Regions from separate parts of the Homo sapiens genome. Here regions 1, 3, 4 and 5 are each linked to region 2. A link is a loop called in an ENCODE intact Hi-C map of the cell type or tissue named here. Cell type or tissue: heart right ventricle. All regions are shown on one strand. Region 1 holds the start of LOC105378513 (a long non-coding RNA gene). Region 2 overlaps INPP5F (inositol polyphosphate-5-phosphatase F). Region 3 overlaps LOC105378515 (a long non-coding RNA gene). Region 4 overlaps MCMBP (minichromosome maintenance complex binding protein). Region 5 overlaps MCMBP (minichromosome maintenance complex binding protein).

Region 1 (5,000 bases), 69 kb after region 2:
CAGCGGAAGGCTCAGCTCCCAGACTTGGGGACTTGCTCTCACTGCCTGCCTGAACCATCCACTCCTGGAATATGTGTGTGTGTTTAAACAGTTTTATTGAGACATATAATTCATATACCATATAATTCACCTATTTAAAATATATAATTCAGTGGTTTGTAGTATATTCAGAGTTGTGCAGCCATCACCATGGTCAATTTTAGGACATTTTCATCACCACAAAGAGAAGCCCCGTACTTTTTAGCTGTCACTTCCTTACCCTCCACACTACCATCCCTAAGCAACCACTAATCTACTTCGTCTCTGCATTTGCGTATTCTAGACATTTCATTCAAGTGGAATAATATAATACGTGGCCTTTTGTGACTGGCTGCTTTCAGTTAGCATAATGTTTTCCAGGTTAATCCATGTTGTGGCATGTGTCAGAACTTCATTCCTTTTTGTAGCTGAATAGTATTTCATTATAGACCACATTTTGTTCATTCTTCTCTTGATGGGCATTTGGGTTATTTCCACATTTTAACCATTGTAAGTAGTGCTGCTATGAACATTTGTGTACAGGTTTTCATTTGAACACCTGTCTCTATTAAATAGTTCTTTTGGGTGGAAATGGCCAGATTATCTGATAATCCTGTTTAACTTTTGAGAAACTGCCAAACTATTTTCTACAGTGGCCACGCCGTTTTACGTTTCCACCAGCAATGTATTTCAGTACATTCCAGTTTGGAGGGTTCCAATATCTCCAATCTTTGCCAACACTTATTTTCCTTTTTTTCTAAATGCAGTCATCCTACTTAGTGTGAAGTGGTATCTCATTGTGGTTTTGATTTGCATTTCCCTGATGACAAACGATGTTAAGGATTTTTTTTTTGTACTTGTTGGCTATTTCTGTGTCTTAGTTGGAAAAACATGTATTCAAACGCTTTGCCAAGTTTTTAATTGGGTTGTTGATTTGTAAATAAAGTTTTGTTGGGAACAGGGTTGGGATTAGGGTCAAGTGAGTGAGGTACGATTATGCAACTACAGGGATGTATTCTATCTTAAATGTTTGATGCTTTGTCCATCATATTTATCATATTTTTGCATTAATTTTGATTTTAAAAAATATTGCACCAATTGTCTTGTTGACAAAATTAATGACACCCTTTAAAATCTGTACCAGAGACCAGTACCTCACTCACCTCACTGCAGTCCCAGCTGCGTTTAAATATCTGGTGGAAAAACAGGCAAGCATTCTGGAAATGCGCAGTCCCAGCAGGGAAGTAGGCCTGGCTGCGGGGTCGCGGCCTAGGGCATTGGTCGCCGGATACAGAGAACTAGAAACCGGGAACTGTCCAGCACGCCCGTGCCTGTCCTGGCCCTTCTCCCATGCAAGGCTGAGCGCAGCTCTGTCCGGGCTACCTTAGACAGACTCCATCGTGGCCAGGGCCGACCTCTCTGCCTTTCTTGTCCTTTCCCGCCCGTTATCGCAGGAAACCCCCGACTCTATCGACAGCGGGAAAGAGGCTCTGAGACTGGAGAGGAAACCACGGACCTGCAGGGCCCGCCTCGCCTCTCCGCTAAGCCAAGTGGTGTTCCCAACTTGCTTCGACTTGCTTCCGTGCGCTCAGGTCGCCTGCCCGGTCCAGCAGTGGTAATGGAGTGGCCAGGCACGCGGCAGCCACTGTCTCTTAGGCATGCGATGGCCTAGGGGCCAGACGCTCGGTGCAGTACCCTCGCCCGGCCCGCCAGCGCCCCCCTCCAGCCGCAGGCACTGTCCCTGACGAAGGCGAAGGCGCCAGCGAACTCTCGCGGGAGTGGCCACCCTGGCGCCCCTCCCCCGCCGGGCCGGGGTCTGTGCCCTCGTTGGTAGGCGTAGGATGCGCAGGATGGAGCGCGCATGCGCACTGGCCGCCAGCCGAGGACGGAAGTGGGCGTCCGGAAGCTAGACGTGTCCCCTGGGCGTGACTTGGCACTGCCGCGTCGCAGTTGCCGCATTCGCCGCATTCGCTGCAGGCGCGAGGTTGGGTGCAGGCAGCTGTTTGAGCCTCGAGGCATCGACGGACGGACAGACGGACGGACTGACTGACGATGCCGCGCTCTCACAGGCCTCCGCCTACCGCGCAGCGGGCTGCCACTGCCGCAGCAGCCGAGCCCAAGTCTGAGGGCGTTGTGGCTATGACTTTCAAGATTTTTCTCCTTTTTGCAGGGCTTATGGTTAAAGTTCCTGTGGGGTTATATTTTTCCTGCAAATTACTTCTTTTCCAAAGTCTGATGTTGATGTCCCCTGAAGACAGCGGCTTTTATGCGACCATTGTTGCAGTGGTCGGGCTTCATGTGGTGCTGGCAATTTTCGTCTTCATAGTGTGGAAGGAGGGCTTGCCCCAGTGGCGGGAAAACAAAAACGAATAGAGCAGCTTCTTCAGAGCTGCAGACGTGGGGGGTGGGGAAATACCTAAAGGGTTTTTGTCTTGTTTCTTGTTCGTATTGAACGTGCTTTTTTTTTTTTTTTTTTTTTTTTTAAAGGGGAAGGGTGGGTGGGGAGGGAATTAAATATTTACTGCAGCTAAGACTTCAGTAAAATTGGGGGTGGGGGGAGGGTTGACATTTTCCGACTGCCTGTTACGTGCCAAGTGCTTTTTGTTAAGGACATAATGTTTTTGACTGGGGATCATGTTTGGCTGATGTAAATATTAATGCCAAAATAGGAGCTAGGATGAAAGTAACACTGTAATTAGTAGTAGAATTTATTTCATATTAAAATGTGTCATGACGTAATTTTTATGGCTTGGCTCAAGCAACAATTTTCAGAGTGCACGTAAGTATCAACGCGTAAAACTTAACATTTTACAGTGTTATTTGGTATTATTCTCTATGAAGCTGTCTGGATCGGTCTCCTTTTCCCATTGGTTAATTGGTTAATGCTCAGATTTTGGCTCCTAGAATCGATCTGTGTGTTCCCGGTCTTGGCATCTCATTATGTCATTTGCTGTATTTTTTGATATATTATTGTACGTGCAAATTGAGGTGAATTTGTTGTTTTAGATTAAGACTGTTGGACTCAAGCTACAACGAGGTGTCTCTGATGTAAAAAACTGCAGTTTAAGATTATGGTAAATCCTTCCCTGCAGTACCTGTTAAACAATGACCTCATTCTTACGCAGATTTAATAAATTTTTTTTCCACTATTATTTTCTGCTTGTTATTAGTAGCATTTTGATAAGGTCTAGGGAATAGGTATGAAATCCCAAGGGAGAAATGTCGGCTTTCTTACAGTGGAATTTGGAGACCAGCATAAGAATGCAGAAACATCTCTCTTTTGCTGGAAAGGCTATTATTGTTAGATTAATATTAGACTAAAAGTTTCACCTTAATTCAGATTCTGCCTGTGTTGTTAATTATTTGTAGATTTTATACTTTAAGAATTTTCTTATTGGTAATTTTACAAGGATGTACATTTTACTGTAGTTTTGGTTTCATGGTTCATGAACACTACCTGGATTCTAATTCTTGTTTTCATCATTGATTTTAGAATGGGTATAAATATGGCAAAATGGAATAAGGAAGTGTTTGTTTATTGAAAGCCAAATAATCTATAATGACAAAAATGCAAAAGTAGCTTGGACTTGTTCCATTTTTGCACATAAATACTGTATTAATGTAAAAGTCTTTCAAAAGATGCCTTCCACATGAATGTAAAGATATCCTGAATGTATAGTGTGTTATTTTGAAGATTAGATAATGTGAGATAGTTTAGATGATTTCTCCCTTCTCACTCTCACGTATTTCTTTCTTCTTCCCTTAACTGCTTCTCTATCATCCTCCAATACCACCAGTCCCCCACCTCAAATTATCCCATTTCCTGAGGGACTCCTTCCTCCTTTGGCTGCCTTTCTCTACGCTCCATCCCTCACTTCCCACATCTGCTTTTCCTTGTTTTTTAAAGACTGTCCAAATGGATAGATTGTATTACATCTAACTGCAGTAGAACTCATTGATTACCTTCTTCTTTTCCCTCCCCCTGGCCAATTTTTTGTCCTAAGTAGCTCTGCTGTAGAAATATGCTTGGCAAAAAATGCAGATGGAAATGAAAATACTTAATCTCCTGTGTCATATTTGTTTAGCCTCATTGATGCTACTCACAGAGACGTGGATGTGCTGTTACTGCTTTCTAACTCTGCCTACTACGTGGCCTAGTAAGTTGCTTATTGATTTAAAGGTTTTGATTTTGTTTTTTAAACTTGAGTAAATTTTCTTTTTAGAATTCGTAACAAAAAAATGTGAGAATATGGTTTTGTTATGTATTTTATGAAACTTCATTGAACCCCTTTACCTTATATAACTGTTACGTCATTCTAACTTCCTTTTATCTTTATCGGTTTGAAAGCAAGATTTTACAGTTAAATTAGTATGTTTATGTTATAGTGTATTCTTTTGGCATTTGGTGTTATTTCCTATATATTTCCCAGGTTTTGATGTATTCCATACGTTTTTATCACTAATGACCACGTATCATTGTTTGCATTACTATAGTGAAGTTTTTCCTCACTGTTAGGTATTAAATTACTTACAATTTTTTGTTACTACCAATGATGCAGTTGTCTTTATGCAATAACGTGTGTGTGTGTGTGTGTGTGTGCATGTGCCTGCGCACTTCTTTGGTTACAAGGGTATGATGAATTATGACTTTTGTGGTTTGTTGTCAGATTGATCTCCAGAAAGACTCTCAATGAACAGTGCTAGTAGCAAAATACAAGCACCTGTTTCCTCACACCTTACCAGAATTGTTCTAATTTGTATTTACTAAGTAAATATTCAATTTATTTTTGGCTTTGTGTAAACTATTGTTTTTTAGTCATTTGCCCAGATGCCTGTTGGCATATATCATATGGATTTTTCATTCTCGATTTTGGATATCAGATTTAACAGCTGTATTGTTCCCAAATACATAGTTTGTTTCTCTTTCTGTCTTTCTCCCTCCTCTCTCTCTCTCCCTCCCTTCATCTCTGCCTCCCTCCGTC
Region 2 (5,000 bases):
AAGTTATAATCTTGAAGAATATTTTAAAGAAGAAAATACTCATGAAATTTTAGAAAAACTATGTTAGAAATGTTAGAAAAAATTACTTAAAAAACTATAATGTCATGGGATCCTTAGGGTGTTGCTTTTCCACCTGGACACTTCTGTGGCCAGTGGCGATTTTGCCTGAGTTTTCCTCGGGTCCACTGGGCTTTTTCCACTGTCTTGGCTCGGCAAGCTGTGCTGGGCTTGCACTACCAGCCCGGATCCCATGCCTGCCAATGGCAAGCCAGGTGCGGAGTGGCGAGTGGTGTATGAGCGAGCGTGCACGGTCCAGACACTATGCACAGCCAGGTGTGCCAGCCGTGGCAGGGCAGGCAGCTCCAGGCACCGGTACAGGCACTGGCTTTGTGCAAGGCTGTGGCTGGACCAGGTGTACCACAAGCAGTTTCTGCTGCAGGTACTGGGGAATGCAGTGATGCCCGGAAGCTTGGAGATGCCAGGAACTGCAGAGCCCCACTGTCACAGCCCTGGCTCGGAGAGCCCCTAGGTCTGGTGTTCCCGAAGGGCCGCAGCCCTTTCCTCCTTGTTGCCCACAACCTGGTGAGCAGGGGGCGTGTTTTGGTCCTGTTTGTGTTACAGCTTTTTCAGTCCCACCATTCAGGGGTCCCGTGTCCAGGAAGAATGAGGTATGCAAGGTATGTGGACAACTGGAGGGGGAGCAAGGCAGAGAGCAGCTTCATTGAGCCCCAGAAGAGCTCTCAGGAGACCTGAAGTGGGTAGCTCCTTTTTGCAGGCAGGTCATCCAATGAGGAGACCCGAAGGGGGCAGCTCCCTCCCGCAGCTGGTGGTCTGGACATCTGTGAGTCTGGCTGAGTCCGGGATTTTTAATGGGCTCAGAATGGAGGAAGTGTGTGCTGATTGGTCCATGGGAGGCCACGGACGGCCTGGAGAAAGCACCCTGAGTTCTTACTCCAGCTCACGGACTCCACCCGGAACCTGCAGCTCAGACCCCAGGCTTCAGGTTGTCCCTGGCTTGAAGGTGGGGTTTTACCTGTGATCTGCCCCTTTCTGGACAGGAACCTGTGTCTGTCTCCCTCCACTGCCCAGGCTGTTTGGGCTGAGGGGTGCCTGCAGGCCCACTTGGAGCTGCCCTCACCCCTGCTGGCCTCTCTCCCACGCTTATCGGCACCCGAAGTCCAGAGGGGGCTGAGGCGGCAGGGAGCTGGTGTGACAGCAGTGTCCAAGCCTGTGCACACCCGACTCGGTCGTGACGGTCCCCAGGCTCGGCCACAACTTGCTCTGCACCAGAGCAGGTGCTGGGAGCAGGGAGAGAGGCCAGGGAGTGGGAGCAGGCACTTCCGAGCCTGTGGGGAAAGAGGGTCTTCCCGGGTAGCTGAGAGTACAGGAATGCCCAGGTCTGGAGCCTCTGCTGGCTGCAGCTGTGCCAGGAGCCCCGCCAACTTGGTAGGGGGCAGCGCTCCCGCTTGTTTTCTGCCCTGCTGGCTCCATGGAGGGCGCAGCCCTGGCCGCGCCTCCCCGGATGCATCCAGACAGGCTGCGGCTGCCATCAATAATGCTTATTTATTAGCGCTGCAGTTTGGTATGTATACAAACAAATGCCCTGAAATGTAGCTGAAGAAGTTGTCTCTGGGTGGTGGGATAGGTGATGATTTTTTTTCTTTGATTTTATAGTACATGTTATTTAAAAATCACTGCCTTACTGATTAGTTCCACGTATAATTTCTGAAGGGGACACTGTAACAGAAAGGTTTAGAGCAGGGGCTAAGCGTCAGGCTGACCTGGTTTTTGGTAGCAGCCTTGATCCGATCCATTGTATGACCTGACCATGTTTTACTTTTCTCAGCATTTGTTTCCTCATCTGTAAAGTGAGACTCCTTAAACTTAACTCAGAGTTGTCAAGATTAGAAATGATAATGTATTATAATAGCCTTTAAAAAATAAATTTCTTATTTTGCTTTAATTCTTGCAATAAAAACAGTATCGCACTGTTGCCTGGGCTGGAGTGCCGTGGTGCGATCTTGGCTCGCTGCAACCTTCACCTCCTAGGTTCAAGTGATTCTCCTGCCTCAGCCTCCTGAGTAGCTGGGACTACAGGCGCGTGCCACCATGCCTGGCTAATTTTTGTAGAGATGAGGTTTCACCATGTGGGCCAGCTGGTCTCGAACTCCTGACCTCAGGCGATCTACCCTCCCCAGCCTCCCAAAGTGCTGGGATTACAGGCATGAGCCACCACGTCCAGCCAAAAACAAGTCAACTTTTTTTGCCTTCCATTGAATGTATCATAACAAAGACATTCAAGATGCAATAGTCAAAACTCAAATGAATTTGGAGGCTAAACTATTAAGTGTATAATTACTCTGTGAGTTACAGATTGAGTGTAAGTTTCACTAAAATAAATTGTAAATGATAATAATGAAAATGTAATTTTAATTTTCTGCCAAGACAAATATTGTTTTCATTCTTGATAATCTTCACCTGTCGAACTACCACAAATGTTACGTTTATTACCACGTATATAACCTTTTGCAATCTGGGCCACACAAGAGAATAAACCCTGTCCTTAGGCATCCGTTGCATGTAATGAATTTGCTTCTCTCTTGTGTGTCTAGAATGGAACCAGCTTGTGTCATCTAATTTCTCATATGGAAGAAGTGAGAAAACTGTCACCCAAAACAAATCACTGTTCTGTGGTTTAGATGAGGAACCCTGATTGAGATGCCTGGCACGTAGAAGGCACTCAAACGGAAACAGTTCCTATTGTATTTGTCCTGGAAGTCAGATAAAAGAGCAGTTGCTTTCCGGATTTCTTTGTTTGGTATAAGCATCTTCGGGAAAATGTATTTTCCAGAGTGTGATCCAGTAAGTGGACAGCTCTGTGGCAATTTCTTAGGCCCTGTCTTTGGATCCTGTGCTGTAGGACCACACGCAGCTCCTCCGTTTGTCCTCTTGTAGTGTAATGGCCCTGTTCCTCCACTGTAGGGCGCCAAGGTACTGCTTCCTATCTGGGAAGAGTTTTCTGAATGTTACTGCTTTCCCCTTAACTGTCCGAAGCCTTATTGTATCCCAAGCCTTATTCAGGCCTCACATTTAATACTTTGTCACAAATTGCTTTATGGTAATGTATTCCATTTGGATATTCATACTGCTTTTTTGGGACATTGATTTTTTTTCAATACACTGCTAAAGATACTGTTTTAATATATTTTCTGGTGAATGTTTTCTCATCACTGCTTCCTATTTTATTTTAGCTACTGATCTACTTCTTGCCTGGAATCCCATTTGTTTGGGGTTGGTAGAAGGTGTTATTGGGAAAATTCAACTTCATTCAGGTATGTTTCTATAAACTCCTTAAACTTGTCAAATTTATTGTAGCATTTTTTGGTGTTTTCCTCTTTGAGGATACATGAGATTCTCTTATAGCTTTGATTCCTTTGTTTTAATTTTGGGTCTGCTCAAAGTGGGTGTATAATGAGCGAAGACCTGTTTCTACTCTTATGGAGCTTACAGTTTAGGAGGAAAGACAGGTATCAAAGAGTAATCATGGAAATAAACGTATGATTATTTGGAATTGTGGAAGGTGCCATGAGGGAAAGATATAGCAAATGCATTGATCTCAAAGGAGAGTAGTAGGAATAAAGCTGGAGAGGCAGGCAGGTGGCAGACCATGACTGGTTGGCTTTATGTCAGCTGACTGTTCCTGATGCAGTCAGCTCTGCCAGAGACGAGTATGGGTCTCTTAGCACACAGTGTGGTCCTGTCAGGGATCCCTATCCAGGACAGGCAGATTGATGGGAAGTCCAGGTCACTCACCAGGCCCTCACTTGGAATGACAGGCACCTGTGTCCTCAGTTTAAAGGGAATTTTGTTGGTGGGAAAGTATAACAGGTATTATACAGGTGGGTCCCAAAAGGCTAACTGAAAGGGGCCAAATGAAATTTTATTTTTTCTTTTTTGGTGCCTTACCCTTCAGGGAGCTTTTTAAAATTAGAGATGGGTTCTTGCTACGTTGCCCAGACTGGTCTCAAACTCCTGGCCTCCAGCAGTTCCCCTGCCCTGGGCTCCCAAAGTCCTGGGATTACAGGCATGAGCCACCATGCCTGGCCTAAATGAAATATTTTAAGCACTACATTTAAATAAATATTTTTCCTTTGGTATCAATTTTGATGAGTTATGAATTATAGGAGGCTTTGCCATTATTTCTGTATAATTGTGAGTATATATCTTTATAGTGTGTCCTTTTTATTTAAAAATAATATTAAGCATTTGGGAGCTAGATTGATTTTTGTGTATTAGAAATAAGCACGTATATCTGGAAAATCTAATTTTCCTTTGCTAGATTCTTTGGTTGTTTTTAGAAGTGTGTTTTTATCATGAAATATTTTACAAATTCAAAAAGCTGTTTATCGCAGATGTGCGGTAAGGTTGTTTTAAAATACACGCATGTATCTACCACCTAGGTTAAGAAATGAAATATGGGCCAGGCGCAGTGACTCATGCCTGTAATTCCAGAACTTTGGGAGGCCGAGGCAGGTGGATCATCTGAGGTCGGGAGTTTGAGACTGGCCTGACCAACATGGAGAAACCCTGTCTCTACTAAAAATACCAAAATTATCTGGGCATGGTGGCGCATGCCTGTAATCCCAGCTATTCGGGAGGCTGAGGCAGGAGAATCGCTTGAACCTGGGAGATGGTGGTTGCAGTGAGCCGAGATTGCGCCATTGCACTCCAGCCTGGGCAACAGGAGTAAAACTCCATCTCAAAAAAAAAAAAAAAAAAGAAATGAAATATGACCAATGTGTTTGGAGCCATCTCTGTGCCTTTTCCCAAATGTTTCCAATTTCCTTCCCCTTAAAGGAACCTGCTATTTTGAATTTTGTATTCCCTTGGTTTTCGTTTTTGCTTTTATTATATAGGTATTCCTAAAGATGTTGCTAAGGGTTGTATTTTGGGGATTTTATATAAATGATATTAAGTTGTTTTTGTTCTTTCACTTATTT
Region 3 (5,000 bases), 590 kb after region 2:
GTAGAAAAAGCACTAGATGGCCGGGCATGGTGGCTCATGCCTGTAGTCCCAGCACTTCGGGAGGCCAAGGCAGGTGAATCACGAGGTCAGGAGTTCGAGACCAGCCTGGCCAACACAGTGAAATCCTGTCTCTACTAAAAATACAAAAAATAGCTGGATGTGGTGGTGTGCACCTGTAATCCCAGCTACTCGGGAGGCTGAGGCAGAAGAATTGCTTGAACCCATGAGGCGGAGGTTGCAGTGAGCAGAGATCATACTACTGCACTCAAGCCTAGTGACAGAGTGAGACTCTGTCTCGGAAGAAAAAAAAAAGAAAAGAAAAGAAAAGAAAAGAAAAAGCACTGAATTTTAAGTTCGAAGCCCAGGGTTAAAATACTGGCTCCATCCATGTGACCTTGACCAAATTGCTTTATGTTTCTGAGCCCAGATAGCCTCAGTTATAAATGATAGGTTTGTTATGTGAGTAAGGCCCAACATAGGCCTCAACAATTGTTAGTAATGTAGGAATCTGGAAGTTATAATTGAGGCAGACATGCATGGACATCGTATAAGTGAAAAGGAAGTGAAATCTAGAAAATGTGAGTCAAAATGATGAAAATGTAAAGATTATGGGAAGAGATGACAGTGACTAGAGAATACCATTTTTTATTTTCTAATGTTATTGATGAAGTTGGTATTCATTACAACACCACTGATTCACTTGGGATTGAAAAGTGATGCCATCTGCCTTGCCGGGGAATCAAGTCATAACTCATTACTGTTAGAATGAGATCATTAAGATGACACATTGCCAACATAAGGAACACTGTCACAAAGCTCTGGGAAAATAAGCAGTTTAGGAAGGGAGTCTCCGTTGATAGGAATGGTTGAGTGATTATAATATTGTGGCTCAAGCTTTATCCCAAACCCCGCACCAGACATTGGCTGAGGAAAATAAGAAGGGGAAAAGTTGTATCTAAGGGAAAAGACAGAAGCACTTTACCTTAAGTGACCTGCTATTTACAACCTATGTGCTAGACAACTTATCATCATCTTTGGCTAAACTCTTTTCTATGTTTGAGGAATTCCCTACTTTCTGAGGTTTGGGAGGAGGCAGAATCTCCTGGGAGGGGATGACAGAGCCAGGTCCTCCCTCTTGAGGACCCTAACAGCAGAGAATAATCTCTGGCCTCATCCAGTTCTTTGTTGCCCAGGCAGGACTTGAACTCCTCAGCTCAAGCAATCCTCCTGCCTCAGCCTCTGCAGTAGCTGGCACTACAAGTGCATACTACCACCCCTGGCTATTTTGTTTCATTTTTTTGTTAACATTTCAAATTGACGCATAAGTGTGCATATTTATGGGGTACATAGTGATGTTTTCATATACACAATGTATAGTGATCAAGGGTAATGAGCATTGGGTTTTGATTGAATGTAACTTGCAAGAGAGTGAGTGGCAGGATTTGAGCACAAAATGAAGTAGAGCATGCAAATGTAAGTGCTTTGCAAATTGTAGAGTGCTAGAAAAAAATGTTGATTCTTTTTAATTTTCTCCCTTCCAGGGTTATTTACAGACTAAATGAGACAGTGTATATCTAACATTGCTTTGTGGATGCTATCAAGTGCTGGCAAATGTGTGGGAGAATGAATGGAAAACTTCATCAATTTCTAGGATAGTAAATTGGTGCTGCTATTTTGGAGAGCAATTTGTCAGCCTTCAGGGGAAACTGAATATGCACATCCTCTAAGACCCAGCAGTTTCACTTCAAAGAAAATTTCTTATATGCACAGAGACTTGTACAAGGATATTTATCACAGCACTGTTTGTAATAACAAAGGGCTGGAAATAAACCAAATGGCCAATGATAAGAATTGATAAATGTGGTAAATGCCTAAAATAGAATGTCACACAGCAGTTAAAAAATCATTTATTCACTAATTAAGCAAAGGACAAAAAGCCTCAACAGAAAAAAAAAGACAAAAGCCTTGAATAGTCACTTTGCCAAATGTTCAATACACGTACAAAAACATGGGCAAGTTCATTGGTTGTCAAGGAAGTTCGAATTAAAGCCACATTTTGCAGGTACAACACTGGCACAAGTTTAAGTCTGATGATACCAAGTCTTGGAGAAGGTTGAAGCTACTGGAAAACCTGCCCTCTGCTGGTGGGAGTGCAAATTGCTCCAAGCTCTTTGGACAATAATTTGGCATCCTCTAGTGAAGTTGAAGATGTGTGTGCTTGAGACTCAGCAATTCCCCTTTGTGACATCAGGATGCTCCCGCACATATGCTTAAGAACATTCATGCCAGCTTTGTTTATATAACAAAAACGTGGAAATAACCCAAATGTCTGAGGATGGGGAATGGACAAATAATGGTTCATAGTTATGAAAATGAATACACAACAGCTACAAGCATCTACTGGAATGAATCTCACATGCATTGTGTTGTAGAAGAATATGTATAATTCCATTTATGTAAAGTTTAAAAGCATGCACAACTAAATGATATGTTATTTATGAGTATATGACATATATGATAAAGGCAAAGAATAAATAAAGTAAGGAAAGGTAAGACAATAAGAGTTTGTGATACTGGTTACCTATTATGGGGAAGGATGTTGGGGACAGGTGGGACACCTTGGGGATTATCTGATACTGGCAATCTGACAGGTGGTAGGTCACCAGGTGTTCTTATTAACTTCAATACTCTATATATCCTAACACTGGTAAATCTCAAGTATGTAATACTGAATGAAAAAAAATCAAAAGTCAAATAGTACAGTCCTATTTGTGAAGAAAAACTAACCCACGTGAATAAAGTATTGTTAGGGATGCCTCTCTATGTAAATAAAGCCGTACAGGGCAGCTACATGTTAAATTCGTTGGCGTGTGCACATACAGTGGAATGATAATGGGATTAGGGACTGAGTGAAGGGGAGGGCAGTACATAACATTTCAAAATGGTAAACATGAAAATGGGGCTGTTTGTGAACTCCTGATGCTTGTGTGCCATGAACTGACTTGAGGTGGTTAAATTAAGCAATTCGCTCTCTTTCCATGCATGTGATATCCCAAAGGGAAAGAAAGGTTGCTTTGCAAATTAGAATAATCAAAATCAAGTATGAACCATTAAACATGTTTTGCTTGCTGGTAGATTAAGGATCACACTGGATATACAGTAGAAAATAAAGCTATTTGCTAATGTGCCTTGAATCTTTAGTCAAAAATCTGTCATGAACTGAGACACATGCTGAATTTCCTTCTTTTCTCCTCTTTTAAAATAAATAATAAGTTATAAGGGATCTTTGGGTTGATTTAAAATGACCACCAGCCATTATTACAGCACATCTAAGCTACTGACGTGGCCTCTTTGCTGTTTACACCGACTTATAGCTGTTCTAGACCCAACTCTATCCTTTTTAGGCTGGTCAAAAATTCAACACCAATATCTTCATTCTAGAGAACTTTAACTACATAATGGCAAAAATGATAAGGCAGAAAACTGAAAACAAAGCAATACAAAATCCTATAATAATTGAAAAGAAAAAAATAAAAATGTCCTTATTTTCAGAAGATATGTATCTAGAAAATCCCAGTGAATTAATTGGAATGGAACTAATAAGACAATTCATTCAATGAGATGGCCAGGCAGAAAATGAAGATAGAAATATCAAAGACTTCCCTATGTGTATGTGCATACCTTAGTTAGAAAGCATGATGGGGGAAAAGCACCATTCATAAAAGTCACCCTTTCTGGGGTGCTGGGTTCAAGGTCTCTCATGGAAACAATCCCATTTACTTTTGGCCTCTCGCCCCATCACCCTGGGCTGCACCCTGTCCAAAGGGCTCTGTGGGGACAAATGCCATGGCACCTCCTCTGCTGGCCTTGACACATGTTTCTTTTTACAACACTTAAGATCTGCAGCCCTGCCTGTGACACAGAAAGCTTTAACATTCTCCCATTCAAGGCAGTGCCAGCTCCTCAGAATCATCTCCAATCACATCACCAATTCAGAAGGCTCTGTGTTTGTATCGCTAAAGAGCCCATTTGGCTGGTTTTCCCAGAAAAATGGAACAGTCTCCTCAAATGGACTACTGAAATCGTTTCCTCCTGTCAAACTGAAATGGCTTACTTAGAGTTCTCAAATAACTGACTTCTTTTTACATTGTTAGCTTTGATGTTTCAAAAAGCAACAGTTCTGAGCAAACTTCTCTATAATGGTAAAAACTCTGAAGTCATGGCTTCTGGGGCTGGGAGTTGAAAAAGGCAAGAGATAATTTTCTGGGGTGATGGAAATGTTCTATATCTTGTCTTGGGTGGTGATTCCACAGGTCGGTTTTTGATTTATCGTCAAAATCGTTTTTGATGATTATATCGTCAAAATCGTTTTTGATGATTATATCGTCAAAAATTATTGAATAGAAGACTGAAGATCTGTACACTTTATTGCATGTAAATCAGACTTCAATTAAAAAGTACCTGTAATTCTTAAAAGTTAGGATACATCAGAATTGCCCAGAGTCTTCATAACTTTGCAGAGGTTTAACCTTGAAGATTGTCAGTAGAGCATTGATGGGTGGAGGAAGCTGTATTTTTATCAAGCATCTCCAGGTGGTTCTCTCATTATCCTTTGGGAGACACTGACTTAGGTTCCAAGTTTCAGCTTGGGCACTCCAGACATGGTTCTCGGAGTTTACAGGTTTCTGTGCAGTGTGTAAGCATCAGATGGGCTGGCTTCCTCTCCCTATTGCTGAGGATGACCTTGCTGAGCACACATCCACCTAGAAGTTTCTAGGGGCACTTTCTAGTGACATAGGCCCAGAGTCTTTGGCCACCTCTACTCCAGGCAGAACACAGAAGCACAGCTAAGTCAGAGAAATGGAGTTGCCTGCAGGAAAGACGATGTATTTGCTTTAAATTTCCAGAAAATGCTGATGTCGCCACAGGTATCCCCACCTTTCTTCTGAGATGGGATTTGAAATTTACTAACAATCTCACTGTAGAATCAAAAGTCTTCC
Region 4 (5,000 bases), 94 kb after region 2:
TCCGGTCCATGGAAAAATGGTCTTCCATGAAATGGGTCCTTGGTGCCTAAAAGGTTGGGGACCACTGCTTTATCTGATTTTGGCTCTAAAATTTAAGGGGACATAATCAAAATGCTAAATGTGAACTGTGAGAAAAGGAATTTGTCTGTGATTTGGTATAACAGTTAACACTGGACAGATAAAAACCATGTGATGAAGCCCAATAAGGAAAACACACAAATGACACCAGCAATCTTCCCGCTCTTCCACTTCCACACACACCAAACTCCCCTAATTCCCACCAGGATACAGCACTTACACTGTGGAGATGAGATGTAATATAAGGTATTCAGCAGCCAAACTATCCCCCAGAAGGGCATGAGTAAGGAACCCAAGAAGTTCTGCTCTGACTGGAGACAATTCGGACATGAAACTTGAAACAACTGAAGGAGAAAGGAAGACCTGAGTCAGGACACACACTCCAGTTCCTCTCAAGTGTCTTAGGTAAAAAAATAACTACGTGAGCAAAGCACAATTCAGTCGACAGTAGGTAAAGCTTAACATATCCGTCAGTAAGTGATGCTAATCTTAAAAATAAGGCAGTTTGCATCCTCCTTTTTTTTTTTTTTGAGACCAAGTTTTGCTCTTTTTGCCTAGCCTGGAGTGCAATGGTGCCATCTCAGCTCACCGCAACCTCTGCCTCCAGTTCTCCTGCCTCAGCCTCCCGAGTAGCTGGGATTACAGGCACACGCCACCACACCTGGCTAATTTTGTATTTTTAGTAGAGCCAGGGTTTCACTATATTGGCCAGGCTAGTCTCGAACTCCTGACCTCAGGTGATCCACCCACCTTGGCCTCCTAAAGTGCTAAGATTACAGGCGTGAGCCACTGCACCCAGCCTTGTATACTCTTTTGTCCTCATTTCAGTGAAGAGAATTAATGTAAGAGAAAAATGGGGCAACGAGAGAGAGATTACTGAAAACACTTATTGTGAGGAATGAAGACCTGACTCTCAATTCCACTATGAGCACGTTACAGGCAGCTCTGGACACACTGAGGCTAACAGTCGATAGTTGACTAGGCTGTAACACTTACACTTACAGGTTTTGCTCTCCTCTTTGTTAAGGCAGGCAGGCAATAATGGGTTGATGTGTTGCAACTTCTGGGCTAAGATCACATGAATTCTCGGCACTAATGAAGCAGGAGGACTGTGTACTCTCTGCTCCTCTGCTGTGTCTGTGCACTCCATCGGATCCAGCAGTGCAGAGGCATCCCTGTGGAGAGGTGATAAAGTTTCAATTTAGAGAGACATCAATTGCACAGATGCAAAAATAATGTGCATCTTGGAAAACAAAATTAGAGTTAAAGCCAAGAATATTTCCACCTGTACATCTCCTTAAAGAACAGAAAGTGGCCTCTCATTCTAAAGTGTTACATCACACAGACTTCAGGCTTGTTAAGACATATCATGAAATAATGCATTTATTCAATTTTTCAAGAACGGTATTTTTATTTTTATTTTTTTTTTGGATGGAGTCTCACTGTGTTGCCCAGGCTGGAGTGCAGTGATGCGATCTTGGCTCATTGCAACCTCTGCCTCCTGGGTTCAAGCGATTCTCATGCCTCAGCCTCCTGAGTAGCTGAGATTACAGGTGCACACCACCATGCCTGGCTAATTTTTGTATTTTTAGTAGAGACAGGGTTTCACTATGTTGGCCAGGCTGGTCTCGAACTCCTGACCTCAAGTGATCTGCCTGCCTTGGCCTCTCAAAGTGCTGGGATTACAGGCGTGAGCCACCATGCCTGGCCAGAAACAATAATATTTGTTATTCAGCACTTCAATAAATGGAATGTAGGATGTCACTCATAAGGCTATTTCAAAACACAGGTACTCCTTGAACTATTGGCCGGGACATCGAATACTTGACAGCAGATCTCAAAAACTGGGGTCTTTTTCTCAAAAGCCATCTGGTATCTATTATTCAGCGTGTGGAGAATCCATTCATCTCTTATCTTGCTAATTGTTTTTCCTAAATTTAATTCTTACATGATCCCTCGAAGACTGAGTAGACAAGCAATGAAAGTATGAATTTTTCAGACTTGCTAAATAAATCTGCAGATGATAGATTTGTGAGACGACCAAAACAAATAGCTAATCTTTTAGATCTTGACTTTATAGAATCTATAGACACTGAAGTAATAAATTCATACTCCTGTATTTTTTAATACAAGCATAATAACCTTTTCCATAGTACGTACCATGTGACAGACAACGTTCAATGCCTTACACGTACAAATTCACCAAAACCTCACATCTACCCTTATTTACAATGAGGAAACCAAGCCCAAGGTGACATAGCTAGTAAGTGGCCAAGTCAGGACTCCAACCCAGGCTGCCTGCCTGTCTGTGCTCTTAACCTCTGTGATGGTTAATACTTTGTCAATCTGACTGGATTGAAGGATGAAAATTATTGTTCCTGGATGTGTCTGTGAGGGTGTTGCCAAAGGAGATTAACATTTGAGTCAGCGGGCTGGGAGAGGCAGACCCACCCTCAGTCTGGGTGGGCAGCATCTAATCAGCTGCCAGCATAAAGGCAGGCATGTAAAGAGCAGACTGGCTGAGTCTTCCGCCTCCACCTTTCTCTCATGCTGGATGCTTCCTGCCCTCAAACATCAGACTCCAAGTTCTTCAGCTTTTGGACTCTTGGACCTACACCAGTGGTTCACCAGGAGCTCTTAGGCCTTCAGCCACGGACTGAAGCCTACACTGGTGGCTTCCCTACTTTTGAGATTTTGGGACTCAGGCTGGCTTCCTTGCTCCCCAGCCTATTGTGGGATTTTACCTTGTGATCATGTGAGTCATTCTCCTAATAAACTCCCCTTCATATATTCATCTATCCTATCAGTTCTGACCCTTTAGAGACCCCTAATACAACCTCTAAACTAAACTACATCAATAGTGAAGTAACTAAAGCAGGAAAGTCATCACAATCAGAAATTGCCAAGATGAACAATCTCATATACTATTATTAAGGGACGGTTAAGCTTATTTAAAGTTGTTTAAAATTTTTGTTTTGTACCATTTTTTTTTAACTGTGAAAAATGTTAAGTTCATCCTACACAGAAACTAAGATGATTAATGTCCGGTATTCAACAAGAGGACTCTGGTGTAGATGAGGGACATCAGCCCTTGCTTTTGGCAATCTCAAAACAAAACAAAAATGAATGAGGAAGGTCTAGATTTCCAAGATATGTTGTTAATAAAAAAAATTAAAAAGTGTAAGAGTATATATACCATGTTACCTTTTATAGAAGAAAAAGGTAGAAATAAAATGTATACGTATCTTCATATTTTTGTAAAAAAATAAATACAGGAAGGATAAACCAGAAACTGTGGTTCCCTAAGGAGGCTGGGTGGGAACAGACAGCAGGAATGGGGATAGCCGAGAATGACACCTCTGAGAATCTTTCTAAGTAAAATAAATAATGAAATCACACTGAAGGGGAAGAAAAGTTACCTGAGTAAGTGGAACATAGCTCTGACTACACAGCTGCATTCTAAAATAAAAATGAACTGGAAATGTATTGAACTCTAATTACTAGGTTTCTGTTTTGTAGTGGTATGGGTTACCAATTCTGAAATTCCCTTCTGTATATGGTAGAAATGGGGAAACAACAGATTGTGAATAATGGGAATCAAATTTGTTAGAAAAAGAAGTCATAAATATAGAAAGGAGAACAACTAGAACATGTGACTCCTGCTGTGCTGAACTGGAATCAGAAATATGAACCCATGGTTTTTCACAGACATTAGAAATACACAAAACATGCATGTGAGTGTGTATGTGTGCATTTAAATGTGGGTGCGTATATATGTATCCATATGCTGCATGTATCCTAGCTCTGTCTACTTTAAGGGCCTAGATGCAAATCTAATCCAGTACCAACGAGCACATCTAGGACTCAGATCTTCAAAGCATACGATGAAGCTGCAACAGCTTAATATGCCAGAAAATAAATGTTAAAAAATGATAACATCATCTCAAAAAAAGGACCCGGCACCTGCTTAAAGTGGCTCCCACTAGCCAAATCTGGGAAAATTTGGGTCTCGAAATAAAATAATGATATTAACATTGAATAAAATCAGAATCTATTAGTCTATACTAAATATAAGTAAATACATTACTTGAATAAACAAATGGAAGAGGTATCTTTTATAGTAGAATGCCAATAAATAAATGTACTGCGTTAGAAAATTGCCAACAAAGTAATAACTGATTCAAGCAAGAATCATCAATGAATGCTAAAATAAATTGGTGAAAGTTTAATGAGAAACTGGATATTTATGTCCCCAAGTACCTTCCTCCAAGTTACTTGTCAATTACAAAGTGAGAAATGTAACTTTACAGAAGAGACATCTGGAAGTCACCACCTTAACCAACTAATGAAAATTAACCTCACCAGTAAAGGGACAAACTGACATCGCATGCCTCCTGCTGTAACATACTGAGGATACATCAATTCTGTAATATTCCTGCCAAAAATGCAAAACATTGAGTCTAACCATGAGGAAACAAGTAACTGGTAACTGGCTTACACTCTTCAAAAGCATCAAGGCTGTCTGCTCTCTACCACGTGAGAAGACAGCCATCTGTAAACCAGGAAGCGGGCCCTCACTAGAAACCAGATCTGCTGGGAACTTGATTTTGGACTTCCCAGCCTCCAGAACTACTGGAAGACATATATTTCTGTTGTTTAAGGAAAAAAAAAAAGTGGCAAGACCATGAAAGACAAAGGCTGAGGACTGTTTCAGATTGAACTCTAGTTATTTAGGTTTATGTTTTGTAAAGGTATGAGTTAACAATTCTGAAATTCCCTTCTCTATGTTGTAAAAATGTGCAAATGATAAGATTGTGAAAAATGGGAATCAAGTTTAAGAGAGTTACACTAATACAGAAAGGAGAACAAGCAGAACGACACCTGTGGTGCTGAACTGGAATCAGAAATACAGTATGAACTCA
Region 5 (5,000 bases), 110 kb after region 2:
GAGTTCAAGACCAGCTTGGGCAACAAAGTGAACCCTGTTCCTACAAGAAATCAAAAAATTCGCCAGGGATGGTGGCACACGCTTGTGGTCCCAGCTACTTGGGAGGCTGAGGCAAGAGGACTGCTTGAGCCCAGGAGGTTGAAGCAGCAATGAGCCATGTTTGTGCCACTGCACTCCAGCCTGGGTGACAGTGAGTCCCTATCTCAAAAAAAAAAAAAAAAAAAAAAAATTACTTCAATCATTTTAACAGTATTTCACTATAGGAATGTACTGTTATTTTAGCATTACTCAGTGACAAATACTTAGCCCGTTTTATGGGTTTTCTCAATTAGAACAAATGAAACACACTTTATTAAAATAAAGCCAAGCTTTGCAAAGGAAGAATAATTAAAGGCTAAGTTTTTAGAAACCATCAACACAGTAAGAAAGTTCAGATAAAGGATATTTCTTTTACCCACGTAGATTCCCCAGGCACCGGAACACAATAGAAAGTCTGTCTTTCCAAAGTGGTATTTCGTGGAGAGTTTAAATCAAGTTCTTGTTGAGGCTGTGATATACATAAAAAGTGTTTTTAAAAATTTACTTTAAAAAACCCAAAATTTATTTTAAAATTAGCAACCACATTTTCACATTATAACACCACAGCAAATATTTTACAGATTAATTAACAAGTAACTAATTCCAAACTATTACTTTTTAAAAGAAAATGGATATAAAATCACTTCAAATACTGTCATCAAACACTTCCTCCCTCAAATCCAGAAAAATGGGACCTCTGGAGTGACTTATAATCTGGGTCTAGTTCTCTGCTTTGTGGATCTAGAACCTTACTTTTATGATGTTATCTAGGCCTTTTTATATTCTTAGAGTCTAACTCTTGGCTTATCCAAACCTTAGGAAACTGATTTATCAAACCCCAATATCAGTCCGTTAATTCACAACAGAAGTTGTTGCTCATTAAATATTCTAGTTCAGTAGGCAGATCTGGACAGAAAAATTGCCCTAATTTGGAAGGTTACTGCAAAGATTATATTAAACAAAAATGTAACTTCTGACAATTATTTAGAGTAATGAACTCATTTGAAAGATAGATTTGTGTAACCTTACACATGATGAACTTCAGGTCTGTTTTTCTTTTAGAGTGTTTCCATAAAATAAACACTGTGCCAAGCCTAATGGATCAACTGTATTAATGATTACAGTATCCCTTGTTTAAGGAGTCCTAACACATTAGGCTAATATATTACATTACTGTATACCATAAAAAGCTGTGTATTAATGTAACTCGGTAATCCCAGCATCTGGAAATGGGTCAATAAAATAGATGAGGCTGTCCATGTGTGACACTACCAAAGGCTAACAGAGAGTTGGTACACATGTTGCTCAAGAGTCATAAATAAAAGACTCATTCTAGGAGAAAGGTACCTTAGGCCTAGAAAGAAAGGCAAACAAAAAAATCCTTGCTTGTATGTATTAGGCTCAAATTTGATGTCTCCTGGGTCCTTTCCACTTCTTAGAGTTTTCTAAGTATATCTGAAAGAGAACATGCCTTTCCTAGGGAATAATATATGACTTTTGAATCTCATCTCCGAGCTACCTAGGAATGAATATTTCATTAAATTTCTGTATTATAGGCTGATTCTGACAGCTTTCTATGAAAGAAACAGTGAGATTACCATTGGCTTTGTCTTTGAAGGAATTAAAAAGGATTTAATTTTGCAACCTAGGGTTCTTTGTTTTACATATATTATATACAGATATTGGAGAGAGGAATTAATTTTGGCATTAACAGTATTTCCCCTTCAAAAGATCTTTAGAGGATTAAAAAAAAGTCACATCAAACTCCTAAATAAAACCAAATAAGGAAAACATTTCACATGATTTCTTGTAACTTATACACAAGATAAATAAATTTAAGATTAGCTAAACAAATTCTCTGTTTAGGAAAAAATTCTTACTAAAAATGTTTCATATATATTAAAGATACATACCCCACACTCTGCTACATCTCTATATTTTCCAAAATGAAGAACCTATGACCCCAAACATAGAAAAACAGAATTATATCAATATATCTGAACCAAAACTACCACCAACAGTAAAAGGACAAAATTAATACCACAAATTCATGAAAACAGCAATACTTACATGTGCTTTTGTGTTTTGGTTAACCGTTTCATAAACTCCCATGTAAAACTCAGGGTCAAACATATCCTGAATCATGCAACGAAATTTCACAAAACTATTAGGTTTCAAATAATGAAGGGGAACTTCGTTCAGTGATGGTACCTTAAAGGAAAATAATCAAGTCAGTCAACTAAATATCCTGTCTATACAACATTAAGCATATATACACAAACTTTATATCCAGACTCAAACTGTTACACACACACACACACACACACACACACACCCATGCCACATCAGAGAGCCAAATGATCTCAATGGTCAATATAATTGCTGGAACCCAAGTTCTCTTCCATTTCTTTCAAGTTTTAGATAACATTTGACCACAATGTAAAAGAATGCTAAAAAATGCTTTTCATTCAGAACACTTTTCAATGATCAAAAAGGCATTTACTTTGTTGAGCTCTTCTCTTAAAACTAGCACATGCCAATTCTTTTAAAATGAAGGTAATAAAACAAAGGTAACTGACACTCTTGCAACTAAAGATTTGTCTCAGGAAGTAACAGTCAGTTACTGCCACCTAGAGGCATAATGTATAAGTATTTACATGCTTAAACTTAATTAGCAAAAGACCAAAATCTTTTAATACAAATGTACTTGAAGCAGAAGTACATTAATTTACATATTTTTAAATTACATGTGGGTTACTTAGTTACTCTACTAAGAGAAACTGTATAGTCTGTCCAACCCTCTCCCTCGAAAATAGCAATAAGCTTACCCACTTAGGAGCATTATTTTCCTTCAGCTTTTCCTTAAAATACTCAATTACTTTCTTCTCCCAGTCAGGATTAACTCCATTTTGGGCTGAAAGAGAAATATACTTTTCAAAGCTAATGTACATGCAATATATAATAAAAGACTATGATCAGGTGAGTCACACAATAGTTTAGTCAGCAAAAAACAAACTAAAATTAGCTACTATGATAGAATGAATTTTTAGATAGGGTGTATTTTATGCTTCAGTGTGTCTGAAGTACTGCACAAGACACATTCAAGAAGCTGTACTGAGCAGGGGAAGGGGCAGTTACAAATCAGGAGGATGCTGACCTCCTGCAGGCTCTCTAGCACCCACAGTGTAGCTGGGGACACCTACAGAATGTGCTACAAGGCCACCTAGATTCAGCAGCATATGAAGCACTGCTTGTAAAGCATTCTGTTCTTTCAATACATTTTTATGTAGTTTTTTTATCTTTACAACTATCCTGAAATAAAGAGCCTAAGTTTTTTTGTTTATAACTTCATTTGGGAATAATTCCAGATTCAAAAAAGTTGGAAAGAACACCTGTATGCTTTGCCCCATTTGCTCCATCTCATATTTTTTCTGACTCATTTAAGTTGCAGTATCAGGTATTTTTGCCTACAAATATTTCAGCGTGTCTCCTAAGGAACAGTACTAACCATAGTACTGTTATCAACCTCAGGAAATTCAAAATTGGCACAATACTTTTTATTTAATCTACCATCTATATTCCTATTTATCATATGACCCAATACTATCCCCTCTATAGCACTTTTTTCCGTTCAGTTACAGGACCCAGCTTAGGATCACTTTTGCATTTAGCTATCAGATCTCTTTAATCTCCTTTCATATGGAATAGTTCTGCAAACTTTATATTTCATGACATTGCTATTTAAGAAGAATAAGGTCCTTTTTTAAAAATTGAATGCTTCTCAATCTGGATCTGTTGGTTCCCTTATGATCAGATTCCAATCAAGTATAACCGAACTGCTGTTTAAACAATGTTGTCAAACTACTGTATAAGTGATGTTTATCCTTCCAGATGTCTGAAAAGACATGATGTCCATCTTCCCTTCATTGGTGATGTTAATTTTGATCACCCAAAGTGACAGCCAATTACTCTACTGTGTAGTTACTATTTACTCCTTACAATTAACAAGCCATCTACAGCAGGCACTTATGGGAACTGGCCAAGACCAAAAAGTGAGCTATTGACGGAATACAGATTTATGTGAACTAAAACCACCAAACCACACAGCTGGCCAATCCTGCTGTTTATATTCATCACACAAGTGTTATGAAGATTTGGAGTAAAAAATAAAAAGTCTACACTTGTTATGGAGCTGCATCTGTTGAAAAGGACCATAAAATCCTAACACCATGTTTGAGCAGGACTTCCAAACACGTTTACTTAACTGGACAAGGGCCAGTTGTGAAAAAGAAGTAGGGATGGGGGACTCCTCAGGTGATACTAATGTGTAGGCGTTAAATCCACTAACAAACTAGTCCTCAAAGTTGGTTCCCTGACCAGCATCATTAGCATCATCTGAGTACTTGTTAGAAATGCAAATTATTCAGCCCAACCCCGAACCACAGAATCAGAAACTCTTAGGGGTGGGGCCTAGCAATTCATATTTTAAAAAGCCCTCTATGTGACTGACTATAATGCACATTGAAGTTTAAGAATCGCTGCTCTACTAGATACAGTGAATTGGGTAAAAGATAAGTGGGTATTTTCGCTTGTATTCAAAATGGATGTTTAAAGAAAAGACTATTACACAGCCACGACTGCCACACCAACTATTCTGCCTGCAATTGTGTAAAAGACGTGAGAATACCACATAACAAATAGTAAAGCTACATCAAGCAGTGACTGGGGAGCAGCAAGTTATTTCTAAGTTACTTGAATGTATATAAATGCAATTTTCTTTTTTCAGGCAGGGTGTTGTGTTGCTTTGTCACCCAGGATGGAGTACAGTGGTGTGATCCTGGCTCACTGCAACCTTAATTTCCTGGGCTCAAGTGATCCTCTGGCCTCAGTCTCCTGCGTAGCTGGGACCACAGGCACGGGCC

What was found. Hi-C counts contacts between places; a loop is a spot of excess contacts. Peaks named below come from ENCODE experiments on the same cell type or tissue, not always from the same donor. Only the 100,000 strongest peaks of a DNase experiment are listed, where the experiment ranks them.
Region 1: it touches region 2 in a loop (2.0-fold over the local background); 19 of 110 quality-filtered maps call a loop at or near these places.
Region 3: it touches region 2 in a loop (10-fold over the local background); 17 of 110 quality-filtered maps call a loop at or near these places.
Region 4: it touches region 2 in a loop (2.4-fold over the local background); 71 of 110 quality-filtered maps call a loop at or near these places.
Region 5: it touches region 2 in a loop (15-fold over the local background); 91 of 110 quality-filtered maps call a loop at or near these places.

The regions. Positions count from the first base shown.
Region 1 is chr10:119,816,743-119,821,742 of GRCh38, forward strand. It overlaps INPP5F (inositol polyphosphate-5-phosphatase F), which reads left to right. Exons shown (of 20, transcript NM_014937.4): 16 at 4,104-4,175. LOC105378513 (a long non-coding RNA gene) reads right to left here and starts at 1,515. Exons shown (of 3, transcript XR_946359.3): 1 at 1,182-1,515. In heart right ventricle, no CTCF peak of the experiment used is centred here; DNase peaks (open chromatin) are centred at 1,348 and 1,889; H3K4me3 peaks cover 972 bases.
Region 2 is chr10:119,747,825-119,752,824 of GRCh38, forward strand. It overlaps INPP5F (inositol polyphosphate-5-phosphatase F), which reads left to right. Exons shown (of 20, transcript NM_014937.4): 2 at 3,252-3,332. Among named protein-coding and RNA genes, the nearest start is that of INPP5F, 24 kb to the left of the region's middle. RefSeq lists a silencer at 233-527. In heart right ventricle, a CTCF peak has its summit at 2,982; a DNase peak (open chromatin) is centred at 2,957; H3K27ac peaks cover 448 bases.
Region 3 is chr10:120,334,980-120,339,979 of GRCh38, forward strand. It overlaps LOC105378515 (a long non-coding RNA gene), which reads left to right. Exons shown (of 8, transcript XR_001747606.1): 8 at 1,542-2,558. Among named protein-coding and RNA genes, the nearest start is that of PLPP4, 120 kb to the right of the region's middle. In heart right ventricle, a CTCF peak has its summit at 2,155 (motif pointing left); a DNase peak (open chromatin) is centred at 2,156.
Region 4 is chr10:119,842,174-119,847,173 of GRCh38, forward strand. It overlaps MCMBP (minichromosome maintenance complex binding protein), which reads right to left. Exons shown (of 16, transcript NM_001256378.2): 9 at 1,081-1,253; 10 at 299-422. Among named protein-coding and RNA genes, the nearest start is that of MCMBP, 28 kb to the right of the region's middle. In heart right ventricle, no CTCF peak of the experiment used is centred here; no DNase peak of the experiment used is centred here.
Region 5 is chr10:119,856,893-119,861,892 of GRCh38, forward strand. MCMBP (minichromosome maintenance complex binding protein) reads right to left here. Exons shown (of 16, transcript NM_001256378.2): 2 at 2,907-2,992; 3 at 2,149-2,289; 4 at 1,992-2,033; 5 at 446-547. Among named protein-coding and RNA genes, the nearest start is that of MCMBP, 13 kb to the right of the region's middle. RefSeq lists an enhancer at 900-1,069. In heart right ventricle, CTCF peaks have their summits at 2,718 (motif pointing left) and 2,722 (motif pointing left); no DNase peak of the experiment used is centred here.